Linked DNA regions of Homo sapiens: regions 1 and 3 are each linked to region 2. Evidence: chromatin contacts called from ENCODE Hi-C data. All regions are on one chromosome and are shown on one strand. Each heading gives the region's core, a stretch centred on a gene start or an enhancer-like site at or near the end of the contact. The rest is flanking DNA. Distances are from core to core; before and after follow the strand shown. Region 1 overlaps XG (Xg glycoprotein (Xg blood group)). Region 2 overlaps CD99 (CD99 molecule (Xg blood group)). Region 3 overlaps XG (Xg glycoprotein (Xg blood group)).

What was found. A loop is a pair of places that touch in the nucleus more often than their neighbours do. Pooled maps may share reads with other maps.
Region 1: a map with no recorded cell type shows a loop between it and region 2 (2.5-fold over the local background). The contact joins two enhancer-like sites. A Hi-C loop is called at or near these places in 1 of 168 maps with a recorded cell type or tissue (sigmoid colon), 13 of 37 single-sample maps with no recorded cell type and 5 of 50 pooled maps.
Region 3: a loop to region 2 is called in a map of sigmoid colon, with 5 times the contacts of the local background. The contact joins two enhancer-like sites. A Hi-C loop is called at or near these places in 11 of 168 maps with a recorded cell type or tissue (A673, Right ventricle myocardium inferior, colonic mucosa and 7 more), 3 of 37 single-sample maps with no recorded cell type and 22 of 50 pooled maps.

Annotation. Positions count from the first base shown.
Region 1 is chrX:2,779,347-2,782,305 of GRCh38, reverse strand. XG (Xg glycoprotein (Xg blood group)) reads right to left here. Exons shown (of 11, transcript NM_001141919.2): 4 at 178-240. Among named protein-coding and RNA genes, the nearest start is that of XG, 29 kb to the right of the region's middle. RefSeq lists an enhancer at 73-754. Within about 2 kb of position 1,250, at least 2 of the 41 ENCODE cell types and tissues checked have a DNase peak (open chromatin) inside an H3K27ac peak, as active enhancers do.
Region 2 is chrX:2,709,253-2,712,458 of GRCh38, reverse strand. All of the region lies in intron 1 of CD99 (CD99 molecule (Xg blood group)), which reads right to left. Among named protein-coding and RNA genes, the nearest start is that of CD99, 20 kb to the right of the region's middle. Within about 2 kb of position 1,763, at least 17 of the 41 ENCODE cell types and tissues checked have a DNase peak (open chromatin) inside an H3K27ac peak, as active enhancers do; they include A673 and mammary epithelial cell, where a contact is called at or near this core.
Region 3 is chrX:2,811,273-2,814,232 of GRCh38, reverse strand. It overlaps XG (Xg glycoprotein (Xg blood group)), which reads right to left. Exons shown (of 11, transcript NM_001141919.2): 10 at 2,781-2,897. Among named protein-coding and RNA genes, the nearest start is that of GYG2, 16 kb to the left of the region's middle. Within about 2 kb of position 1,596, at least 2 of the 41 ENCODE cell types and tissues checked have a DNase peak (open chromatin) inside an H3K27ac peak, as active enhancers do; they include A673 and mammary epithelial cell, where a contact is called at or near this core.

The DNA.
Region 1 (2,959 bases), core at 1-2,500, 70 kb before region 2:
ATTGTTTCTGTCCGTTGGACTTTCTTGCTCCCCCCAGTGAGGAAAGAAACTACATTCCCAGTAAGGGAGCTATTACACACATATTTCAAATGCAACCAGGCTAAACCTGCTAGTAAATAAAAAGGCAAACATCATCAAACCAGATTGAGAAAGAGTTTCAGGCCTGCGGATTCTTACTTCCACCGCTGTCGGGATTCTCGGGCTGTGGGTAGTAAGGTGGTTTTGGCTTTGGGTAGATATCTGTGGAGGAAACAACATTGCACTGTTAGAAAAGAAAATTGTCCTTCCCTTAGGAGCAGGCTGCAGAAACAAGCTCATCAGCGTGACTATCGACCTTGCAGTTTGTTCTGATTTGCTGCCCACGGTGTGTTTATAGATTGCCATTGTCTGGTTAAAAATCACTTTGCAGATAGAAGTAAAACCTTGAAACCTGAAACTTAAAAAAAAAGGTTTCCGTTTTGTTACTAGAAGTTCGTTTTCATGGCAAGAAGCCAGTGTAGCTGTCTGCCATGATGGAAGCAAGTAATATAAAAAAGAAACCTAGGAAGAATTGTCATGGAATAAATTTACCGACAGTCCAGTGCCTGTGATGAAGATAACACCAAACCTTCTGTTCCCGGACCCAACTGGGTTGCTATTTCTCACAGCCCAATAATGAAACACCGATGAACTGGGGAGGAAGAGAGTTTTTATTTCTGCAACCTGTTACAGGGAGAAGGCCTGGAAATTATCACCAGACTAACTCAAAATTATAGTTTTCCAGAGCTTATATACCTTCCAAGCTATGTGGAGATATGTGTGTGCATTTATCTAAAGACATAAGTGATTAACTTCTTTTAATCTATAACTAAGGTCTGAGTCCTGAGGATCTTCCTCAGGAGCCTCAGTAAATTGACTTAATCTAATGGGTCCAGGTGCCGGGGTGATTACCCTCATGTTGTCTCCTGCTAAATCCAGGAGGTTTGCAGAGTTCCTTCAAAGCCCCAATAAACTTGTTTGTGGAGGCCTGGGGAGTTTCTGCAGACCCCCAGTAAAACTTGTTTAATCCTAAATGGGTCCTGTTAAGAATTCATTCATTATTTTGTCATGCTTTAAGGCCCGGGAAAGTCCTGGGAAAAACTCTCGGTGGGCTTTTGTTACATTCCAGCCTTTGTATAACAGCACTGGCTTTTAATATTTAACCACTCAGTCAATACTGAAACAGGTGTTGTGGGGGCCTGTGTTAGTGAGACCTGGCCTGCGACACTTCCACTCTCAGTTTCCAAGTGCTCTCACTCATACACTGTGAAGGGAACATAAATCTCGGGACCCCCAAGTCACTAAGCTAAAGGGAAAAGTCCAGCTGGGAACTGCTTAGGGCCAACCTGCCTCCCATTCTATTCAAAGTCCCCCCTCTGCTCCCTGAGGCAGATTCGTATCTGATCGCCTCCTTTGGAAAGGCTAATCAGAAACTCAAAAGAAGGCAACTGTTTTGTCTCTCACCTGTTTGTGACCTGAAAACCCTCTCCCTGCTTCCAGTCTTCCTGCCTTTGCTTCAAGTGCTCCACCTTTCCAGACGGAACCAATATACTTCTTCTTTTTTTTTTTTGAGACAGAGTCTTGGTCTGTCGCCCAAGCTGGAGTGCAGTGGCATGATCTCCGCTCCCTGCAACCTCCGCCTCCTGGGTTCAAGTGATTCTCCTGCCTCAGTCTCACAGCCTCAGGCACACACCACCATGCCCAGCTAACTTTTGTATTTTTAGTAGAAACAGGGTTTCACCATGTTGGCCAGGCTGGTCTCAAACTCCTGACCTTGTGATCCACCCACCTCGGCCTCCCAAAGTGCCGGGATGACAGGTGTGAGCCACCTCGCCTGGCCTAATTGACTTTTTTTTTTTTTTAGAAAAAAAAAAAAAAGCCCAATTGTTTAAATCGGTTTAAATTTAAATAGTGGCTTAAATTGGCTTTCAATGAATATGTGTGACCCTGAGCATTTCTAACACACATCAGCTGGTCAATTGCATAATTCCCTCTTCTTTGAATTTTTCTTGTCAGCGAATGGAATGATCATATCCCTCTTCTTTTAGTCGCCTCATAGTCTCTCTCCTCCATTTTCTTTTTCTTTTCTTTTCTTTTCTTTTTTTCACCATCCGTCTGTTTTGGTAGGAGCTATCTATACACAGTTTGTGCTCTATAACCAGAATTTCTGCATCTATAGATCCAACCAGTCTTGTATTGAAAATATTTCAAAAAATAAAATATAGCAATCCAATAAAAAGTAATACAAATAAAAAATAATATAGTATAACAACTATTTGCATAGCATTTACAGCGTATCAGGAGTTATGAGTAACCTAGAGATAATTTAAAGTATACCAGAGGCTGGACACGGTGGCTCATCCCTGTAATCCCAGCACTTTGGGAGGCCAAGGTGGGCAGATTATGTGAGGTCAGGAGTTCGAAACCAGCCTGGACAACATGGTTAAAACCCGTCTCTACCAAAAATACAAAAATTAGCTGGGGGTGGTGGCGCATACCTGTAATCCCAGCTACTTGGGAGGTTGAGTCAGGAGAATCTCTTGAACCCGGGAGGTGGAGGTTACAGTGAGCCAAGATCACGCCACTGCACTCCAGCCTGGGCAACAGAGTGAGATTCTGTCTCCAAATAAATAAATAAAAATATACAGGAACATATACTTGCATTATATGCAAGTACTGCACGTTTTATATCAGAGACTTCAGCAGCTGTGGATTTTGGTGTCTGCGGGGAAGAAGGCGTCTTAAAACTAATCCCCCATGAATTCTGAAGGATGACTGCATTTTGCATATTAAACTTTCCCTGGTGGTATGAGCAGTAAGGAGCCTCTTCTAGTTGACAGCTCATCTTTTGACTTTTTTCAGAGCCTGAAGTTGGAACATTATTATTATTATTATTATTTAAATGTAGACATAGGCTAACCCATTTTTAAAGGTTATGCTT
Region 2 (3,206 bases), core at 514-3,013:
GAAATCTGTAATTGTATTTTTTGAAGTATTTTTTTTCTTTATTTACATCTTACCTCGCCTATTTATTTGTGGTGCAAACAGTTCAAAGCTACTGTCTTAGGCATTTTCAAGTATGCAACGCATTCTTACTAACCACAGTCACCCTGAGTACAGTAGACCCCTGAACTTATCCCTTCCTATCTGATGGAAATGTTGTACCCTTTACCCATCATTTCCCCATTTCCCCCACCCCTCACTCCCAACCCCTTGGTCACCGCCATTCCACTCTGCTTCTGTGAGTTCAGTGGTTTTAGATTCCACGTAAGCGTGTTTGGGTCAGACGGTATTTGTCTTTCTGTGCTCGGCTTACTGCACTTAACATCATGTCCTCCAGTTCCATCCATGTTGTTGCAAATGGCAGGACTTCCTTCTTTTTTCTTTTTGAGACAGAGTCTCACTCTGTTGCCCAAGCTGGAGTGCGATGATCTTGGCTCACTACAACCTCCGCCTCCTGGGTTCAAGCAATTCTCCTGCCTCAGCCTCCTGAGTAGCTGGGACTATAGGCGCCCGCCCATCATGCCCAGCTAATTTTTTGTATTTTTACTAGAGACGGGGTTTCACCATGTTGGCCAGGCTGGTCTTGAACTCCTGACCTCAGGTGATCCACCTGCCTCAGCCTCCCAAAGTGCTAGGATGACAGGCATGAGCCACCGCACCCAGCCAACCTCCTTCTTTTTTAAAGCTGAATACCATTCCATTGTGAATATACCCTATTTTCTTTGTTCATTTAATAGCTTTATTGAGGCATAGTTTACATAGCATGAAAGGCACTTATTCTCACTGTGCAAATGAATGGCTTTTAGTGAATGTACAGAGTTGATATAGCACATTTTCTTTCTGCATTCATCCCTTGATGGGCTCTTCCATTGACTGCATGTCTTGGCTACTCCGAATGGTGCTGCAATAAACATGGGAGGGGAGTGTCTCTTTGACATACTGATTTCCTTTCCTTATCCCAAATAAACATATATATATATACACACATACACATACTATATATATATATAATACACACACATACTATATATACACATACTATATACATACATACTGTATATACACATACTATGTATACACACACTACATATATACACACCATATACATACATACTATATATACTATATATACATACTATATATACGAATTATATATTTATACAAATATATATATACACATATATATATTATATATATATAGACTTGCCCTGACTTGCTGGGAATACCCTGAAGGTTTAGAAGTCATCTCTGGGGCCGGGTGCGGTGGCTCACACCTGTAATCTCAGCACTTTGGGAGGCCAAGGTGAGAGGATCACGAGGTCAGGAGTTCGAGACCAGCCCAACCAACATGGTGAAACCCCGTCTCTACTATAAATACAAAAAAATTGGCCAGGCGTGGTGATATGCGCATGTAATCCCAGCTACTCAGGAGGCTGAGGCAGGAAAATCGCTTGAATCCGGGAAGTAGAGGTTGCAGTGAGCAGAGATCATGCCACTGCACTCCAGCCTGGGTGACAGAGGGAGACTCCATCTCAAAAAAAAAAAAAAAAAAAAAGTCATCTCTACATATCTTCATATGTAGATACATTAGTAGAGGGACTGCTAGATCAATTCGTAACTGTTTCAATTTCCTCAAAACTCTCTTCCCCGGAAATGACAGTGCTTCCTTGAAGGCTTACCTTTGTTAGTGCCTCAGCGGTAGACGTGACTTCTAAACCCTATGGGCATTCCCAGCAAGTCAGGGCAAGTCCCCACCCCCTCCACCCCAACAAAGAGATTCCAAGAGTCCATAATGTATTCTTTAGCAAGAAAGACATTCTCTTTAGAAAGGTAGGAAGACTTAATAATAAGCAGACAGAACTGTCAGAATGTTAAAGAAAAAAAAGCAGCAGCAATGACAAAAAAAAACCCCACACGTGAAAGTAAAGTACAGATATTATTTTAAGTGTAACCCTTCTTATTTCTGTAATTTCACCCTCATAAACAGAAGATGATCATAGACACCGTCACTAAAGAAACAAAACAAAGCAACATAGGACAATCCCCTTAAAGTGACTCATCCTTCCCAAGCTTCAGGAAATACTCAGAAACGGCAGTCAAGGGCGTACGAGACTCGGAAGGTTTCTAAGACCAGAGTCTTGTCTTCTCCCACTCCTCGCTCACAGCAGAACCCAGGAAACTCCAGTGTCAGGAGGTGGCCTCCATTCCCCAGGACACCCCACGGCCGGAACACAGTGGTAAAACTAGAACTCTCCTCCCAGGTTCCACCCCACACCCTGCACTCCCATGCCCAGCTGCCTGACACAGAACACGCAATCCTAGCATGAGGACTGCTATATATTTCCACAGAAAGGGCATGTCAGCTGCAAAATCGCAGGGCACAGGGAAAACACAGTATGATCTCGATGCTTCCCTCACATGGGAAATGTCACATGTGGTACACATTTTTTTTTTCAAAGACCCTCCTGGCTTGCTGGGTTTTTGCATCTGTCCCTGGGCCTCAGGGGGGCCATTTGCCCACCCAGGTGTCCCCAAGCTTCCCCCAACCACCTTCGGGTTTAGGTCCATGCTTCTTGCTGGGCACCTCTGCATTCAACAGCTCTTCATGTGCTCTTTGCAACCAAGCCACATTTTGGATTTTTTCCAATGCAGGGCCTGGGTATACGTGTGCATGTCTATGTACATGCATGTGCGTGTCTATGTACATGCATGTGTGTGTCTATGTTCATGCATGTGCGCGTGTGGATGTGCTCATGTGTACATGTGTATTTCATATACGCGTGCTCATGCATTCATGTGGTTTCTGTGTGTGCACGTGTGTGCTCCTGCACGTATGTGTGGGTGTATGGTGTGGGCACACATGTGCATGCATATATGTATTGCACTGCATGTGTGTGCACACGTGTTTTCATGTGCATTGTGAGTGTGCTGAATGCACACCTGTTTGCATGTGTATATGTGCACAAGTGCACTGCATGAATATATATGTGCATTTGTTCATGTGTCTGCGTGTTTGCCTGTGTGCTTGTGTGCATATGTGTGAGGGTGCTATCTGAGCACACACCTGTGTGCATGCATATATGGGTGTGCATGTGCACTGCAGGAGTATGTGCATGTGCTTGTGTGTTTTCATGTGTGCTCACGTGCACATGTGACTTGCTGTGTGGGTG
Region 3 (2,960 bases), core at 347-2,846, 100 kb before region 2:
AGATTAGAACAGAAAAAAATGAAGCAGAAATGAAGTTGCACATCTTAAATATATACAATGTTTGTCTATCATACTTTAATAAAGCTAGAAGAATGAAAAATCTATTTTAAAAAAAAGAAAACCAAGATCAGACTATGTGCTGTCTACATGACACCTGCTTTACATTCGGCAGAAGGAGATAGATTAGAACAAATAAATGATGCAGAAATGAAGTTGTACATCTTAAATATATACAATGTTTATTTGTCAACTATACCTCAATAAAGCAGGAAAAATTAAAAATAGAAAATATTTAAAAACTGTTAAAATCATATCTGGAAACAAATATTCGTTTTGAAAACATTGTTTTTGACATTTTGCCATTTGTTAAGGATTTTGATGATCTTAAATGAATTGAGTAACTTCCTTTTTGGTTAAAACTAATATTTGTAGGAACTTCTTTTTTCGAATATGGCCTTGTTGGTCTTTATAACTTCTGAAGTGATGTTGTCATTTGCTCCACTTTATAAAATAAAAGCAAAGTATGATTCTTAAAAGTCCACATCAAGTGACAGACATCTGCTTCTATCTGTGTAGCTCTGTTACTACAACTCTTTCTCTACAAAGTGTGCAAGCTTCAGTGTATGGCCTCAGCAGGTACACAGTTCCACAGGTTGTGCACTGCACCACATCACCATGGATATGGTTAGTATACCATGTACGTCATCCTTTAGGAGACAGAGAAAATTAATGACCTAACTAAGGAGAGGTGGACAGCTGGGTACCATTAGCAGCAGCCTGGAACTTTAGAGTCAAGTTCGCAGAGCTCTGAGCCCCATTTGATACCAAACCCATACGTATTTGCTGTCATGCACATATTTCCTAGATAGTATAAAGGCTTTACAGCCAGCGAGGTGATATAGGCCCAGGATCCACATAAATGTCACTGCTCACCCTTGAAGAGATCTCCCTAACATCAGCTCACTCTGTCTACATCCTCCTTTCTGATCTCAGGAACTTTAAGGGAGGGGAAGATAAACTTGGTGCTTGGGAATACCTGGTGAGGGTATCATCGAAGTACAATGGAGAAAGTAGACAAAAATACTTACCAGGCAGCCAAAAGGCATGAAAGAGCTTCAAGACATTATACCTCTTTAGCAAAAACGTGCTTCCTTCCACCTCAGATAAATGGGGCAGGCATCATCCACGTTTTTAAAACTACACCTATTTCAGAAACTCAACTGGCCCCCATTCCAATGATTTTCCTTCTAAAATATTGCACTAAAATATATTTGCCTTGATTATTGAGTTTGTGGGGGACCCCTGTACCCCGCCCTTACATTTTGTGCTTGTGGAGATGGGTGCCTCTCTCTGCTTACTCAGTTTCAGCCCTTGGTTAACAAAGGCTTACAAATCACTGCCACAAAAGCTACTGAAGTTAACACGTGGTGTTCGTTAATGATGGCTGCCATGTTGGGTGAAAGAGTGTTGTCACTGAACCCAAGAATCTGCTCTCAGGTTGCCAGGAAAATAAGGCAGTTTTTCAGAAACTCAGTTTCCTCCTAAAATTTCAGGACGGGGCGTAATGTAGACGGAGGCTCACCCCAAACGGAGGTTCATTAGCTAACGGTTGATACTGCCCATTCACCAGCAGAGGGAGCGCATGGGAAGGTTTTAGGATTTTTGAGGCCAAATGCAAATCCTAAAGCAAACACCGTAGGAATGGGCACCCCTTTCTGGTTTCCTTCGGGGACACAAAGAAGGTATGAGTTAGAGGGCCCTGGGCAAACTCCAGACAGATTCTGACGTGGGTGGCCTGAGGTTTAAACCAAGCCTCCAGAGACACCCAGTTAAAGATCTGAGTCACTCTTTAGGCTATAAAACAATCCCTGACTGTTGTTTCAGAGATTTCTTTAGGGCATCCTCTGCTCTCAAATCCCAAGTGATTCTTCAAACCCAGGAGTGTGGAGCCGGCATTGAACCAGGAAGCCACAGCAGATCTTTCCTCTCCCCTATGGTCTGAGCGCACCTTCGGAATTTCAGAGAGGCTTATAATTCAGTGTTTCGGTAGTTTTCTTTGCGGGTGGGGTTCTGGGCAAAACATTCACATTCAACCCAGGTATTTTTCCTGACTCGCCTGTGACGAAAATTTCACTGAATACAAAACAGAACAGGTAGTTAAACCAACCGTCATGCTTATAGTCTTGCAATGTAGGTTGGTAATTTTTGTTTGTTTGTTTCTTTTTCTTTCCTTTTTTTCTCCTCCTCTTTTACATTAGACAGATAATGTGCCAGCCTCATTGTAACAAGGTTTAGAGGAAGGTACAGCTCACACCTGACCATGAAAACCCAATTGTTGGCCAGGCACGGTGGCTCACGCCTGTAATCTCAGAACTTTGGGAGGCCAAGGCGGGCAGCTCACTTGAGGTCAGGAGTTCAAGACCAGCCTGGCCAACATGGTGAAACCCCATCTCTACTAAAAATACAAAAATTAGCCAGGCGTGGTGGTGCATGCCTGTAGTCCCAGCTGTTCGGGAGGCTGAGGCAAGAGAATCTCTTGAACCCAGGAGGTAGAGGTTGCAGTGAGCCGAGGTCCTGCCACTGCAGTCCAGCCTGGGCAACACAGTGTAACTCTGTCTCAAAAAGAATAAAAATAAATTTTAAAAAATCACATTATTAGGCAAGTTATGTATATTGAACTTAACCAGAAATAACCTTGCTAGTGACAGACATCTGAAAGTAATTTTTTTTTTTAAATCAGGCTTAGTAACAAGCAAAACAATGTTTAGAGCCAAACTTACCATGGGTCCTGAAACAATTTCTCCTATTGTTTAGTTTGAAATAACTGGCTGCTGCTCCCAGCAGTGTCACCACCACCACGGATACGATGGGAGACACGATTTTTGCTACCATATTGCCTGCAGGAGTGGAGAAAAAGCAAGCTCATCCGAGAAAAAAACATGGCTGCAGGAAAACTGCTT